Linked DNA regions of Homo sapiens: regions 1, 2 and 3 are each linked to region 4. Evidence: chromatin contacts called from ENCODE Hi-C data. All regions are on one chromosome and are shown on one strand. Each heading gives the region's core, a stretch centred on a gene start or an enhancer-like site at or near the end of the contact. The rest is flanking DNA. Distances are from core to core; before and after follow the strand shown.

Region 1 (3,925 bases), core at 234-2,733, 5.6 Mb after region 4:
AATCCTACTTTTCTATCTCAAAATCCAGGCTTCCCTACTTAAAAAAACTGATCTAAAATCCAACTACCACCTCCACAGCCACCACACAAGTCCAGCCACCAGTAACACTCACCTGGACTACTGCAGCAGCCTTCTTCACTATCTTCCTATCTCATACCTCACACTCAGCCTGTTCTCTCAGCTTGGCCACACACAGGGAACCTGATGAGACCTGGATCAGATCACATACCTCCTCTGCCCCCAAACTGTCATTGCTCATCACACACTCCAGAAGAAACACCCGACAACTGACAGCCATTTTTTGTCTGATTCCTGCATCCCAGCTTTCAGTTCCCATGAGAAAGAAAACAGCTGTAGTTTCCTAAACCAGCTCAGCCTGACCTTCAAGCACTTGCTCATCTGGTATCTAAGCCTGAGACAACGTTCCACACCTTACTTTACTGGTTCCCAGCAATAGGAACCATTCTATACCAGCTTCCAGCCTGGATGTATGACCCTGGGACTGATGTTTGTTCAGGATTCCTAGAACCAAGGACCCAAAGAGTGCCAAGAGAAGAGTCCCAGAACACAATCTCAGAGACAAACACTGGGGTCAGCATCAGTGAGGGCCCGAAACACTCTCCACTCACCTGTGTAAAGCCCATAAGTTTAGCTTCTGCAGTCACGGGAACCTGCGGGAAGAGGAAGGCTATGAGAGGCAGGTAACTATGGTGGAAGCTCCATGGGCTGATGCCTCCTTGTTTCCCTGCGCAGCCCTGGAGCCAGGTGACTTGGTGATGACTAAATTATTATTGCTCCTCAGTTCCGTGTGACTCTTACCTGCTGTGGGACCTTGCACAAGGACTCAACTTCCCTGTGCCTCGGTGTTATCCCCCTTCCAGGCTGTTCCAACTCTGAGTAACTTTAGAAAAAATTTGAAAAGTCTAACTCAGACCATGTGCCTCGTCTGTTCACAACCACCCATGGCTCTCAGCGTCTTGAAAAGAAAGAGCCTCATTTTACCATTCGGGCGTGAACGTTACTGGCTCAATCGTCCCAGCAAGATTCACAGAAACCGGCCCCTCCGCCTGCCACACCCTCCACAGCCCACGACACCAGGCTTGTAAATGGGAGCCCCACCCGCGAGGGCCTCATAGTCCTGGACTCTAGGGTCGGGCTGCAGGGACGCAAGCAGGCGCCCCTCATGCAGGGTGTTGGATTTCCGGCGGAGAGGGCAGGTGAGGCCCGGGAGACGCAGCACTCACCGAAGTCGAATCCCTAAGCACGGCCGCCGCCATCGGATTGTGAGCGGAGCGGGGCCGGGAGCGGCGGGCGACCCGGGGCGGGAACCCAGGCACGGCTGCCACCAGCGCCAGCGACCCACCGGCTGATGCGCAGCGGGGCGACCCCCGCTCTGTGCCGGAGGCAGCGTTTCTAACTCAGGCGGCGTGGGCCGAGGTAGAGAACCACCAAAATTACCATCTCGGAGCGGTGCCGGAAGTCCCGCCTTACCGTATGCAACAAACGGAGACAGGTCCGTTCCTGAACGTTGATTGGCTCCGCGTCTTTGCAGCTTGGCGCTCGGCATTATGGGTAATGTAGTTCTCAGAAGCCCAGGGTTCCGGTGCCCTCCCTGAGATTCACCCGGAACAAGGGCTAAGCGGCCCGCGGAGGGCGCTAGGAAAAGGCGCGACACCAAGAGCGAGACAGGGACTTGCTGCTCCTTAAAGGGGCCGCTGGCCGATTTCCGCAGTCCCATACCCACTGAAGGGAGTGTCTGGGTTAAGATAAGAGGTTGTAGAGACCAAGGTTCTTATTAAGCAGATGAAGCTTTCACGCAGCAGGCTTCAGAGGGAATAGATTGTAAATGTTTCCTATCAGACTTTGAAAGGTGCCAGACTCTTAATTCTTTCCTGGACCATGAAAATAAAAAAACCCTGGAGAGGAAAGGGGATTCTCAGCAAAATGCAGATTCCACAAGACACACCTTTGCAGGGCCTCTTCAAAATATGTCAAATAAATAAAGTTTAGAGTAAAATACTTCAATTCCTTTCAGGGCCTGCTATCTGTCATGTAATGCTATACTACAATCAGGCTGGAATTCACTGTCTTATTGCTACAAGAAGTCTTAAAATCTCTGTTTTAATGTTAATGCTGGTCAGTTGTGCCTGAATTCCAAGGGGAGGAGGGCAAGTCTGACCCTCACTTCCCATCACGTCCTGAACTAGTTTTTCAGATTAACTTTGGAATGCCCTTGGCCAAGAGGAAGGATGCATTCAGATGGTTGGGGGGCTGGGAATTTTATTTTTGGTTTACACTTCTCATGCCTCTTGGAATCTCTGAACCACATACAACGGCCATTTGTTGAGTAAAAGCTTCCAATGCAGGAAACTGTCTCTTTCAGCCTCATGCTATACACCATTAAAACAGTAATTACTGGCAATAAGACTGGGCTTTCTTAAACATACAGGATCTCACAGACCATAAGCCTATGATCCTTCATACCAGCTGCCCATAATACTTTTGGTTTTGGAAGCAGCACCCCATAACCTCAGCATGGCTACCAAGGCCTCCTTAAGACAGGGTAGAATGAATAAGATCTAGTATTTGATAGCACAGTAGAGAGACTACAGTCAACAGTAATTTATTGTACATTAAAAACAACTAAAAGAGTATTATAACTAGAATGTTTGTAACACAAAGAAATGATAAATGCTTGTGTACCCTGATATGATTATTACACATTGTATGCCTGTATCACAATATCTCACGTATCCCATAAATATACATACATACTATGTACTCATAAAACTAAAAATTTTAAAAGACAGATAAATGGCAAGCAGGTAGATGAAAACATGCTTAACATCATTGATCACTATAAAAATGCAAATCAAAACTACAATGAGATATCATCTCACTCTAGTTAAAATGACTTTTATGCAAAAGACAGGGAATAATGAATGCTGGCCAGGACAGAGAGGAAAGGGAAACTTCATACGCTGTTGGTGGGAGTGTAAATTAGTAAAGCCACTATGGGGAACAGTTTGGAGGTTCCCCACAGAAGTAAAAATAGAATTACCATATGATACAGTTTACACCACCCAGAAAAGAAATCAGTATATCTAATAGAGATCTGCACTCCCATGTTTATTGCATCACTATTCACAACAGCCAAGATTTGGAAGCTACCTAACTGTCCATAGATAAATGGATAAAGAAAATGTGATGCATATACACAATGGAGTAGTATTTAGCCATAAAAAAAGAATGAGATCCCATCAATTGCAAGAAGACGGGTGAAATTGGAGGAAATTATGTTAAGTAAAATAAGCCAGGCACAGAAAGACAAACTTCACATGTTCTCACTTATTTGTGGGAGCTAAAAATTTAAACAATTGAACTCCCGGAGATTAAGCTTAGAAGGATGGCTACCAGAGGCTGAGAAGGATAGCAGAAATGGAAGGGAAAGTGGGGATAGTTAATGGGTGCAAAAATATAGTCAGATAGAAGGAATAAGACATAGTATTTGATAGCACAACAAGGTGACTACAGTCAACAACAATCTATTGTAGAATTAAACATAACTCACCGGGCATGGTGGCTCACGCCTGTAATCCCAGCACTTTGGGAGGCCGAGGCGGGCAGATCACAAGGTCAGGAGATCGAGACCATCCTGACTAACACGGTGAAACCCCATCTCTAAAATCAAATCTCTATAATAAATCTCTAAAAATACAAAAAATTAGCCGGGCGTGGTGGTGGTCACCTGTAGTCCCAGCTACTAAGGAGGCTGAGGCAGGAGAATGGCGTTAACCCGGGAGGCGTTGCTTGCAGAGAGCTGAGATCGCGCCACTGCACTCCAGCCTGGGCAACAGAGCAAGACTTCGTCTCAAAAAAAAAAAAAAAAAAAAAGAATTAAACGTGACTAAGAGTATAACTGGAA
Region 2 (3,867 bases), core at 897-3,396, 5.4 Mb after region 4:
ATTGCTGGGATTGCAGGCGTGAGCCACCGCACCCGGCCTTCATTTTTATTTTTTGACAAGTGTTTCCATTTGTTATCTCTATCCCTCCAAACAGTTAATAAGCGATGTTTTCAAGTATGAAATAAGAAATACATATAGGAGACAGAAGCATAATGTGTCCAGGTTCCAGCACAGCCAGTCTCAACTTCATTCTTTGACTTCTCAGACTCTTGCTCAAACTCTACTGTAACCTTGCTTTTTCCCCCCTTCACATGTCACAGAGAGATTTCTGTAGGACTATTTCTGCCACTAGTTTTGAAATAACATAATCACTGTTAGTCCAAACTGCACCATCCTGTAAGCCCCCTGCCATCTCACAGACCTTGGTCAGAGTGAAGCATTCCACGGAGTGAGGGCCTTGAGAAACATCCTGCCCAACTGCCTGACTTTCTTATCACATCGTTCTGGGAAAAGATCCAAGGAAGGTCACTATCACATCCTGCCGGATAAAAGGCCAAACTGCCTCAGGAACATCTTACGCACATCCTTTGGCCGGGTGCTGTGGCTCACGCCTGTAATCCCAGCAATTTGGGAGGCCGAGGCGGGCGGATCACCTGAGGTCAGGAATTCCAGACTGGCCTGACCAACATGGTGAAACCCTGTCCCTACTAAAAATACAAAAAAATTAGCCGGGCGTGGTGGCACGCGCCTGTAAAGCCAACTACTCGGGAGGCGGAGTTCAAGAATCGCTTGAACTCCGGGAGGCGGAGGTTGCAGTGGGCCGAGATCACGCCATTGCACTCAAGGCTGGGCGACAAGAGCGAGACTCCTCCAAAAACAAAAAAAAACCCACCATCCTCCTGGGCAGCAAGTCATACCCTCCCGCCGCGCCCCCTGCCCCCCACCCCTGACCCCTCTCATCCAGGCCTATAATTGCCCCAGCCTGTAAGCAGTGAGGGGTTCTGGCACTAAGCTAGTTCTCCCCATCACAGGTCTCGTGCTGGACATAAAACCTGCATTGCTGTAGAGCTGCCAACTCTGCCTTTCTTTAACCCTCGCCTTCCCTTCAAAACCTAACAGTTATTATTAATAGATTTCTGTAATTTTCATTTCACAAGTATTTTCACAGATAATTTCAACTCCCTGTAAAATGATAACTCACTTCTCAGGAAGGAGATAAGATCATGAAAGTTCACAGTTTTTATTGGGGATAATACGTTCCCTGTGTACATATACTCCAACTATGGAATGGCACAAAATGTCCTGTCAGGAAATGGCATGTATCAGTCACTCTCATTTTCAGACAGGATTGAGACTTTTAAAATAAATGTAAAATATTTCAGACATGAAGTAATAAGTATTATTAGAATAAAAGCATTGCACTCTTGGTAGGAACACAATCACTGACTCTACAGACAGTAATGATGTTTTCTTCTGGATCCAGAGGCACAGCGTCACCCTTTCAATCTACGTCGGTATCTCCTGTCTTCTTTTGTGCAAATTCCCAGCCATGTAGTCTTTCTTTGTTCTCTTGGACCAACCATATTGAAGCTTAATAAATAGAAGTCAAAGTTTAACTGTATGTGTATTTGAAAAGCAACATATGGCTGAGAGGCATGAGTAGAGACAGAGTGCCTTTGTGGTATAGTGTGTCCCTTTGGCGGTGTAGCCGTTGAGAACTTGCTGTGCTTCACAATCCGATATCATAGGTCCCTCACATTTCTGTGAGTATCCTAGACCTTACTTCAAGAAAATCTGGTTATGTCGCCTTTAAGAGCAACCCAAGCCCCGTCCTGTCCGTGGAGTCCGGCACTCTGTTTACCAGCTCCCCTGACGGTGCCACTGAGCCTCTATCCGCCATATAAGGACTGACCAACGCTCTAAGGCAAGTCCAGAAGCGGTGTCGAAACTTCATAACCCAGAAGACACTGCGGTTCTCGGCAGCGCGACTGACCCAATGAATGTGCAGGAAGGAACCTTTGCGTGCGTGCGTGCGTGCGTGCGTCCGTCCTCGTGCTCGCGCATCGTAGGAGGGCGGGACTTCCGGCGTCCTCTTGCCGTGGTTGATTTGATTTTCTCTGGTGTTTTCACTAGTTCCGGCCTTTGGCGCTCTATGACGTCACCGAAGTGACGGAGCGGAAAAGCGCGAGAAGCGGCTTGGTTCCTTGTACGCAGAGGCGGTAGTGACACAGGCACAACTGACAGTGGCAGAAGCTCAGCTGACAAGGACTGGGGACGGCGGTGTCCTTGTCTTGCCTTTGTCGCCCCCGCCCCTCTCTTCCCTGGCTGGACTTGCGGAGTCCCCGCCGAAGAACCCGAGGTGGGTGCCCCGTCCCAGGCCCCCCCCCACCTCCGCCCGACCCCTCCTTCCAGTGCTGAAGCCCATAGAAGGGGCCCTGCAGGTCAGGCCCCTTGTCTCGAAGAGAGGGGCGTTCCTGTGTGGGGTCCCCGTATCAGCTGGTTTGATGCAGCCTCAGAGCTCCCTTCGGGGATCTCAGGTTCAGAGCATGGAGGTGCTGCCAAGTGGGCCGCGTCGGGGAGCCCGGAGTGTGGGTTGTTTCTGCGGGAAAGAGAGGGTTTTGTGAATTTTCTCTTGGAATGGCAGCCTGAGCAGCCGGTATAACCATGGAAGGTTGTCAAGGGAAGACCAGTGGGAGGGGCAGGTCCAGAGTTAGAACGAGCAGGATGGGGAATTGACACAGAGAGACCCAGAAGAGGCCACTGCAGTGGATCCCAGAGGCTGCACCAGAGCCGTGGTATAAGAGGGACAATGTGATGGGATTCTGGATAGACCTGGAAGATAGAGCCAACAGGTTTTCCTGCCGTATCAGATATGTCTGTGAGCAAAAATAGGGAGTGAAGGGTCATTTTTTTTTTTTTGCCCGAACATCTGAAAGAATGAAGTTGGGGAAGTCAGCAGCATGAGAAGTAGGTTTCATGGAGAAGATCATGGGTTGGAGTTTGGCCAGTGTGATTCTCAGGCGTCTCAAGTTGAAAATGTCACATGGGTAGGGGGACAGAAAGGTGTGGAGTCTACAGAGGAGAACTGGTGTAGATTCTTCAAAAGAATAGAGGGTGGCCGGGCGTGGTGGCTCACGCCGGTAATCCCAGCACTTTGGGAGGCCAAGGCGAGCGGATCACAAGGTCAGGCGTTCAAGACCAGCCTGACCAACATGGTGAAACCCCGTCTTTAGTAAAAATACAAAAATTAGCCGGGGGTGGTGACGCGCGCCTGTAATCCCAGCTATTCGGGAGGCTGAGGCAGGAGAATTGCCTGAACCCAGGAGGTGGAGATTGCAGTGAGCCAAGATCGCGCCATTGCACTCCAGCCTGGGCGACAGAGCGAGATTCCGTGTCAAAAAAAGGTGCGGAGCGCGGGTCTCTTCCGCGGAAACTGACATTGCGTTTCCGTTGTCGGCCTCCCGCTGCAGGAGCCATATATTGAAGACCATGTCTGGAAGCTTCTACTTTGTAATTGTTGGTCACCATGATAATCCAGTTTTTGAAATGGAGTTTTTGCCAGCTGGGAAGGCAGAATCCAAAGACGACCATCGTCATCTGAACCAGTTCATAGCTCATGCTGCTCTCGACCTCGTAGATGAGAACATGTGGCTGTCGAACAACATGTACTTGAAAACTGTGGACAAGTTCAACGAGTGGTTTGTGTCAGCATTTGTCACCGCGGGGCATATGAGGTTTATTATGCTTCATGACATAAGACAAGAAGATGGAATAAAGAACTTCTTTACTGATGTTTATGATTTATATATAAAATTTTCAATGAATCCATTTTATGAACCCAATTCTCCTATTCGATCAAGTGCATTTGACAGAAAAGTTCAGTTTCTTGGGAAGAAACACCTTTTAAGCTGAATGGAGAAAATTCCA
Region 3 (3,704 bases), core at 81-2,580, 5.3 Mb after region 4:
TAGCCAGGCGTGGTGGCGCACACCTGTAATCCCAGCTACTCAGGAGGCTGAGGCAGGAGAATCGCTTGAACCCGGGAGGCGGAGGTTGCAGTGAGTGGAGACTGTGCCACTGCTCTCCAGCCTGGGCAACAAGAGTGAAACTCCATCTCAAAAAAAAAAAAAAAAAAAAAAAATTTAAGAGTCACAAATATGTGAAAAAGAGAATGATGTCTTTATCAATTTTCAAAAATTACTATTGCCAGTGATGAATAACAGTGTTCCTTGCACACTAATTTAGCCAAAAATATTTCTCCAAAAGTACCGCATCGTGTAGGAAATTGACTCCATCTCCATTCCTTGACTATTTTCAATCTCAAAATTAAATCTCTTGGAGAGTACTTTCTGCACACCTTTCTATTTCCTTAACCATATATATCGTCAAACCATTGAAAGCTGGACTTTATTCTCTCACTTTCATAGTCATGAAAAGAAAAAAAAAAAGTTACTGATGGGGACTCCTAAGACTTCGCATAATATAATCTTTGCATAGTCTAGGATTGTTAAAATTCCTAACAAGACTTTATAAACTCTCCTGTCTGCAACCAGTTAATGCTGGGTTGGGCCAGGGTTCCCCTCTTTCCCGTCACTTATCCATCTACGCTCATTCTTTTCATAGCCTCACCCAATATCATGACTTGAAGTAACAGTTTACAGTAATAACTCCCAAATTTATATATCCACGCTCGAACCCTCTGCCAATGTTGAATCATAGGTTGAGTATATGGCACTACGCTTTGTGGTCTTACTGACGTTTCAAACTGATCATGCTTGAAATGGGAGTACTGGGCTTCCCGGCAAGCCTGCTCCACTAGCAGCCTCCCCACCTCAGGGTACGGGAAGTCCACACGTGGCGAACGCGAAGCCTATTACATCACCCGGAAGTCCCTGCATCCTACGAAGGCTGGGCCCGGCCAAAGGAGGCCCAATAGAGGGCGGTCTGTCCTTTCCCAGCAGGCTGGGCACACTGTCAGGCGTCCTCCTTTGGGTGGCTATTTTAACTGCTCATTTATCCTTTTCTTCTATGAAAAGATCCAGAAAAGAGGCAAAGCAAGCGAGAAGTCGCGGGCCCAGCCCACAGCAGGGTAAGCACCTTTGTTCGGGGTCTGAATCGGGGCGAATATCCCCGCCTCCTGACCTCGATTTTCCTGAGCTAGAAGGGACCTTTCGACCCTCCGACTTGTGCCTATACTAAGGCGGTGGCCCTAAGACGACGCGGGGGTTCTGGTGCGCACTTACGTGCAGTCGGATGCGCTGGGTGAGTTCCCACACCCGGTAGATGTAAGGGAAAAACTGCATTACCCAGAAGGCACTGCCCCTTGCGTCGGCCGCGGACTCTGGGCCATTGACGACCCAGGACAGGAGAGTTTTCTGCGGGCCAGGGCGGCGGAGGCGGGACTTCCGCTTCTTCGTGTGACGTCATCTCCGTGGGCCGGTTTGGCCCTGAAACAGTGTGGGGCCTAGAGCGCTGGGTGGGCGCGTTCTGCGGCCTGAGCAGGGACGGGTAGTGAAGCGGTTACGCCCCTTCTTCGCGTCTTGGCGGGAGCCTGACGCCCCGCTTCTCCCCTAACGAGGTGTCCCACCGGCGCCCGCCGAGGCCTAGGCCTCCGCAGCCGCCCTCCGTCTCCTCAGCCCCGACGCTGCGCCTTGGGCCTTGTGCGCATTTTTTTCGGGGGAAAACTGAGGCTCGGAGTGCGAAAGTCAGCCGAGGTCGCCCCGCCCAGGACAGAGAAGGGCTGTGGTCGGCTGATCCGCGGCATTCCCGGGATGGCGGCGGCGTGGATGGCTCCGGCGCAGGTGAGTGGACGAGGTTTCGGCCTTGCTGCTGCTGTGCTATTTCTAGAGGCCTCGTGGGCAGGCTGGAAGCCAAGACAGCCACAGGATTTTTCTTTGTCGCCATCGTTTATTTAAGAGAAATGGCCGTGGCTTGTCATTTCCTTTATCCGCAGTCCTGCAACAGTGTTGGCCTCTGATAGGTGTTCAGTCCGTGGTTGAAGGAGTGATGCTTCCTTCTAGGGATCTCATCACACTTCCCCTAAATCCAACCTTCTCTGTTGCCTGCCAGCCCGTACCCCATCCACCTGGCCAACCACCCCTGACCTTGTCTGTTTGCATTTTTCCCTGGTCCTTTGCTCTTCAGAGCCACCAACCTGACCGTGCAGTCCTCTTCCATTTTCCAGGCTTTCTCCTTGCACTTCCTTTTACTTCGAACACTGCCCCTGTAACTTTGCAGGGCCTCCCTTTCACATCCTTTTGGCATCTGTCCAGGTGTCACCTATTTGGAGGTGCCTTTTTTGGCAATTCCGGCTAAAGTGGCACCTTACACCCTTGCCCAGAGTCTGGTATTTTTGTGTAGATAATCTGATGGTATTAAAGAAGCTTGTGGATTTGAGTTTGTCAAGGATGTAATGGGAACAAAGAAAAATAATTGCAAAGAATGATATTAACTGTCATTGAGTCCTTGCTGTGGGCTGATCGGTGAGTATTATTTAACCCTCAGTTCGTTTAACCCTGAAATTTTTTTTTTTTTTTTTTTTTTTTTTTGAGACGGAGTCTTGTTCTGTCGCCCAGGCTGGAGTGCAGTGGCGTGACCTCGGCTCACTGCAACCTCCGCCTTTTGGGTTCAAGCGATTCTCCTGCCTCAGCCTCCTGAGTAGCTGGGACTACAGGTGTGCGCCACCACGCCTGGCTAATTTTTGTATTTTTAGTAGAGACGGGGTTTTACCGTGTTGGCCACGCTGGTCTTGAACTCCTGACCTCAGGTGATCCACCCATCTGGGTCTCCCAAAGTGCTGGGATTACTCTTTAGAATTAGGTTCTGTTGTCATCATTGTTTTACACAAGAGCAATTTGAGGGTCACATACGTCCAATTACCTGCCTTACATCACTGTAGCTCTTAAGTTTCTTAAGTCAGAAACTAACAACTGGTGTGTCTAACATCATAGCCTGTGTTTTTACCCTCTTCTTTACCCGCAGTGGTTAGGGAGGCCTGGGGGTGAGACCTAAAGTAACCTTTGCAAGATGAGGCCTCCTTCTAGCCAGTGATCTTGGGCATGAGGAGTCATGGCCTTTCATACTGGTGGAACTGTGTAGACTTAAAAAATGGTATATTGGTTGTTTAAGGAGTTCTCAGGGGACCTGTGTGGCTTCCACGGTGGTTTTATATGTGGTTCCCCTTACTCCCTTACCTGCTGACATATTCTGAGAGGGCACGTTTGTATGGTTATGTTGCTGAATGTACCCTCCTACTCAGCCAGGATAGATGTAATCTCCAGATGGGCCCATATTGTCTTGGCTACAACCTGCTGTGCCCTCTATGACTCTTGTTGCTTGCTCATGGAATCTTCTGGCCTCAGGGATGCCTGCTAGTAGGACTTAGGTAGAAAAGGAAGCGATGGCTCATTGTGAATTCTCCCTGGAAGCAGGTCCAGGCCCTAACACCTGATCAGGTGTCACCACGTCAGGTGATTCTTTGGTGAGGTGGATGATGATGACTACACTTCTCTGCCCTTGTCCATGGGAGTGGCTGAAATGTATATGTGGATTTGAAATGCTTCATTCTCATTAACTGCATTAACTTTGCTAATAGAGAAATGTCAGGTTACATAATCAGACCAGAGGGCCCTGGGCTTAAATCCTGCCTCTGTTGATAAGACCTGTGACTTTG
Region 4 (3,405 bases), core at 662-3,161:
AAATACAAATTTTACAAAAGACAAAACCAAAAATAATCCTCAGAGATAATCGTGAGGAAAAGATGTTTAACTCCTCTTTTGGCCAACAAGTAAAGCGACACAAGTTATGCCAATCACACAATGAGCAAGAAGCAGAATCAGGGCTGAAAATCCACTTTTGTTTCACTTCAAAATCCACTTTTACTCTACTTTATACCGAACCAAAATTATCTGTAAATCAGATGCCTCCCTATTAAGTAAATAAATAAAGCAATTAAAGGGCTATTAGTAGAATTCTAGTTAATCATATACAGAATTATTTAGAGGAATGGTACTTATGTCTGTAACTTACTTTGAAATATACCAAAATCGACAACAAATAAGGAATGATTCACAAACAGAGGAATGGATGAATACTTAGAAAACCAGTAGAGCTGATCTAATACAATGTTAATGGTAAAAGCTAGGTGGTAGGCATATTGGTATTAACATTAAACTTCTTTCAATATTTCCATAGGTTCAAAAATTTTCACAAAATAATATGTTAGGCAGAGAGAAAAATATTGTAATACTAAGAATTAAGATGACCAAATATAAAATAAATATTTAAAATTAATTTATCTTTTGTTATAGATTATAAGGAAAGGGGAGTCAGAAAGCAATACACTGCAATAAAAGTAATAGTCTAGATTGAAGATTAAAGGCAGGAAAAACAAAATTCATGGATAAATGGATAATCATAAAATGTTCCTAAAAATAATACCTAAACATTTTAAAACATTTCACTTCTATCCAAATGTACGCATAAACTTAATGTGAATGCACTTATAGTACCACCGGCTCAAACAGTAAAAACAACTTCTAAATGTTTATTACATAATATAAAGCGAAAAAGATAATAGTACCATTTACATAATTTATCTGAATTATGAATATTAAGCACATAACATACACGTCTAAAATTGAAATATTCTGAAAATTTGACAAAGGTTATCTTTGAGTAACCGAGCTTACCATGGCAGAGATGTTATCTTACTTGTGTCAGAAAGAACCTGAAAAGAAATATCCAAGAGGATACGCTGGAAACTTGCAGGACAAAGGGTAGAAGCCGCATCTTAAATATAAAACATACTACTTTTAGGTATGCTAGATGACTGATCTCGCCAAAAACTTCCATTTCTGAGGATTCAAGACCAAGGGGTGATGGAAGGTGCCAAAGGGGATTTAAAAACCAGTCGTGGAGAAGGGTCTTGGGCAGAAGGGGAATGCTAATGAGCATCAATTCTGTTCCAGCAGCCAGGGCTGGGGCTAACCCATCACCTGCCATGGTTCCCAGGCCTCCAGAGCTGCAGCCCACATCGGAATCTGTGGCGCTACCACCACCGCCACCGGGATTAATTCCAAAACCTGGATCAGAAACCTCCGTACCTTAACCCCCAAGACAGTTCCTCAATCATTTAGTCCCAAACAAAACCTGAACCATAAACCGATTCGCTGACAAAACAAACCCTCCAGTTCGCAATCACTGAGCCCCGCCAAAGGACAACACCAAAGACACCAGAATGTGACTTGGGCACTCAGTAGCGGATCTCTAGAGATCTTTAACCACAAACTACACGAGGACCCTGTGACTGGTCCCAGAGGTACCCCGATCACACACACACACACCCTATCACGGACCTCTTGTAGTTCCCCTGCGATAGGAATCGGACCCACGCTAAGCTCCTGAAAGAATTCCACTGGCGTCGCCAAACGCTGGCGCCGACAGATACCAGTCCATCACCACTGTCCACGAACACGCCCAGCCACGGACAGAATTTCCTCCCCCGTCACCACAGCGACCACCCAGTGACTGAACTTACTTCCCAGAACTTGGTGGGCTCCGGCCTCATCTCTCGGCCTCCTCAGTGCCTGACGGCGACTATCCAGGGTCGGAGGCGTTCCCAGCGTTTGCGCAGATGCAAGATGGCCGCGCCCTCGTCGCCTTGGCTCCATGGGGGCCGCCATCTTTGAGTATCTGACGTACACAAGGCAAAGGGCGCGTTTTGGCGCTGGTGACCGGGGGTGACCGGGGGTGACCGGGGATGGCCGGGAAGATGAAAGAGCACTGAAACTGTCCCATTTCCTGGCACCTCAACCCTTCATAAATACGGGTCCATATACAGAGGCTCCAGTTTACACAAGACAAAAATGGCGTGGAGGTAAATCCCTTTCAGCAGCTGAATAGAAGGCTAAGATGGCCGCGACGTTTACACTTTGTACAAAGGTTAGGAAACAGTTCCTTGTGAGGGAAAAGGAGAACCGGCCGAGAGGGGACACTTCGGCCAAAGCCAGATTTCTAACAAAGTAGCTTGAAGCGCCTTTTGAACGCAGAAGAGGGCTGTTAGCTACGCTGACGGAACAGGGGTAGCAGTCACAGACTAGGTAATGAAAACGGTTGGAACGTGCCAAAATTATGTTGGGTGAAAGGCATGGGGAAAAGCCAGTAAAAGCCAGAAAGTATAGTTCCCAAGGCGGAGGGGAGAGCCTGGGACCCAGGTGGAGCCAAATATGAGGGCTGGACTCAGGAGAAGTGGCCAGAAATTAAGGGAACAGGACCACTTCAGTGAGAAAAAAAAGGTTGGGAAAGAGGCCGGGCGCGGTGGCTCACGCCTGTAATCCCAGCACTTTGGGAGGCCGAGGTGGGCGGATCACCTGAGAGCGGGAGTTCGAGACCAGCCTGACCAACATGGAGAAACCCTGTCTCTACTAAAAATACAAAATTAGCCAGGCATGGTGGCGCATGCCTGTAATCCCAGCTACTCGGGAGGCTGAGGCAGGAGAATCGCTTGAACCCGGGAGGCGGAGGTTGCTGTGGGCCAAGATGGCGTCATTGCACTCCAGCCTGGGCAACAGGAGCAAAACTCCATCTCAAAAAAAAAACAAAAGAAAGAAAGGTTAAGAAGGAGATCACGTTATACTACGTGTGCCAACCGCGAATAGTATGTGCAAAGTCATGGCAATGCTGAACTGTAAATATAAATCCAACCAAACTTCCTATATTAGAAGAATGAGAGAAAGGAAATGCCTGTGTGAATCTATGTGTGTGATATAGGTATCAGTATATAAATATACAGAGAAATTGTCAAACTATTTTTCAGAGTCAAGTTCGTGTTCCATTTGCTCTTCTCACCCTTGGTATATGAGAGTTTTTCTTTTTTTTTGTTTTTTTTTTGTCTCTTTTTGAGGCAAGGTCCACTCTGTTGCCCAGTCTGGAGTGCCTGGGGAGATCACAGCTCACTGTAACTTGGAACTCCTGGGCTCCTGAATAGCTGGGACTACAGGTGGGCACCACCACACCTGGCTAATTTTTTAATTTTCTGTAGAGACAAGGGTCTCACTATGATGCCCAGCTGGTCTTGAACTGGCCTCAAGCAGTCCTCCCAC

The links. Hi-C counts contacts between places; a loop is a spot of excess contacts on that map. Pooled maps may share reads with other maps.
Region 1: a loop to region 4 is called in a pooled map, with 3 times the contacts of the local background. The contact joins the promoter of ZNF416 here to the promoter of ZNF615 in region 4. A Hi-C loop is called at or near these places in 3 of 50 pooled maps.
Region 2: a loop to region 4 is called in a pooled map, with 9 times the contacts of the local background. The contact joins the promoter of TRAPPC2B here to the promoter of ZNF615 in region 4. A Hi-C loop is called at or near these places in 2 of 50 pooled maps.
Region 3: a loop to region 4 is called in a pooled map, with 10 times the contacts of the local background. The contact joins the promoter of ZNF460-AS1 here to the promoter of ZNF615 in region 4. A Hi-C loop is called at or near these places in 4 of 50 pooled maps.

What each region holds. Positions count from the first base shown.
Region 1 is chr19:57,577,428-57,581,352 of GRCh38, forward strand. It overlaps ZNF416 (zinc finger protein 416), which reads right to left and starts at 1,484. Exons shown (of 4, transcript NM_017879.3): 1 at 1,245-1,484; 2 at 630-671. The coding sequence starts at 1,277. RefSeq lists a silencer at 1,174-1,393.
Region 2 is chr19:57,361,405-57,365,271 of GRCh38, forward strand. TRAPPC2B (trafficking protein particle complex subunit 2B) reads left to right here and starts at 2,147. Exons shown (of 2, transcript NM_001355204.2): 1 at 2,147-2,299; 2 at 3,411-3,867. The coding sequence starts at 3,430. The coding sequence ends at 3,852. It overlaps ZNF547 (zinc finger protein 547), which reads left to right and starts at 2,147. Exons shown (of 4, transcript NM_173631.4): 1 at 2,147-2,299. RefSeq lists enhancers at 1,700-1,779, 1,820-2,199.
Region 3 is chr19:57,279,004-57,282,707 of GRCh38, forward strand. ZNF460-AS1 (ZNF460 antisense RNA 1) reads right to left here and starts at 1,331. Exons shown (of 3, transcript NR_136529.1): 1 at 1,276-1,331. It overlaps ZNF460 (zinc finger protein 460), which reads left to right and starts at 1,482. Exons shown (of 3, transcript NM_006635.4): 1 at 1,482-1,833. The coding sequence starts at 1,804. RefSeq lists enhancers at 678-1,617, 732-1,323, 741-1,940, 1,324-1,915, 2,844-2,963 and a silencer at 2,338-2,387.
Region 4 is chr19:52,006,300-52,009,704 of GRCh38, forward strand. It overlaps ZNF615 (zinc finger protein 615), which reads right to left and starts at 1,912. Exons shown (of 7, transcript NM_001199324.2): 1 at 1,842-1,912; 2 at 994-1,031. LOC124904755 (a long non-coding RNA gene) reads left to right here and starts at 1,999. Exons shown (of 2, transcript XR_007067321.1): 1 at 1,999-2,180. RefSeq lists enhancers at 1,673-2,282, 2,343-2,422.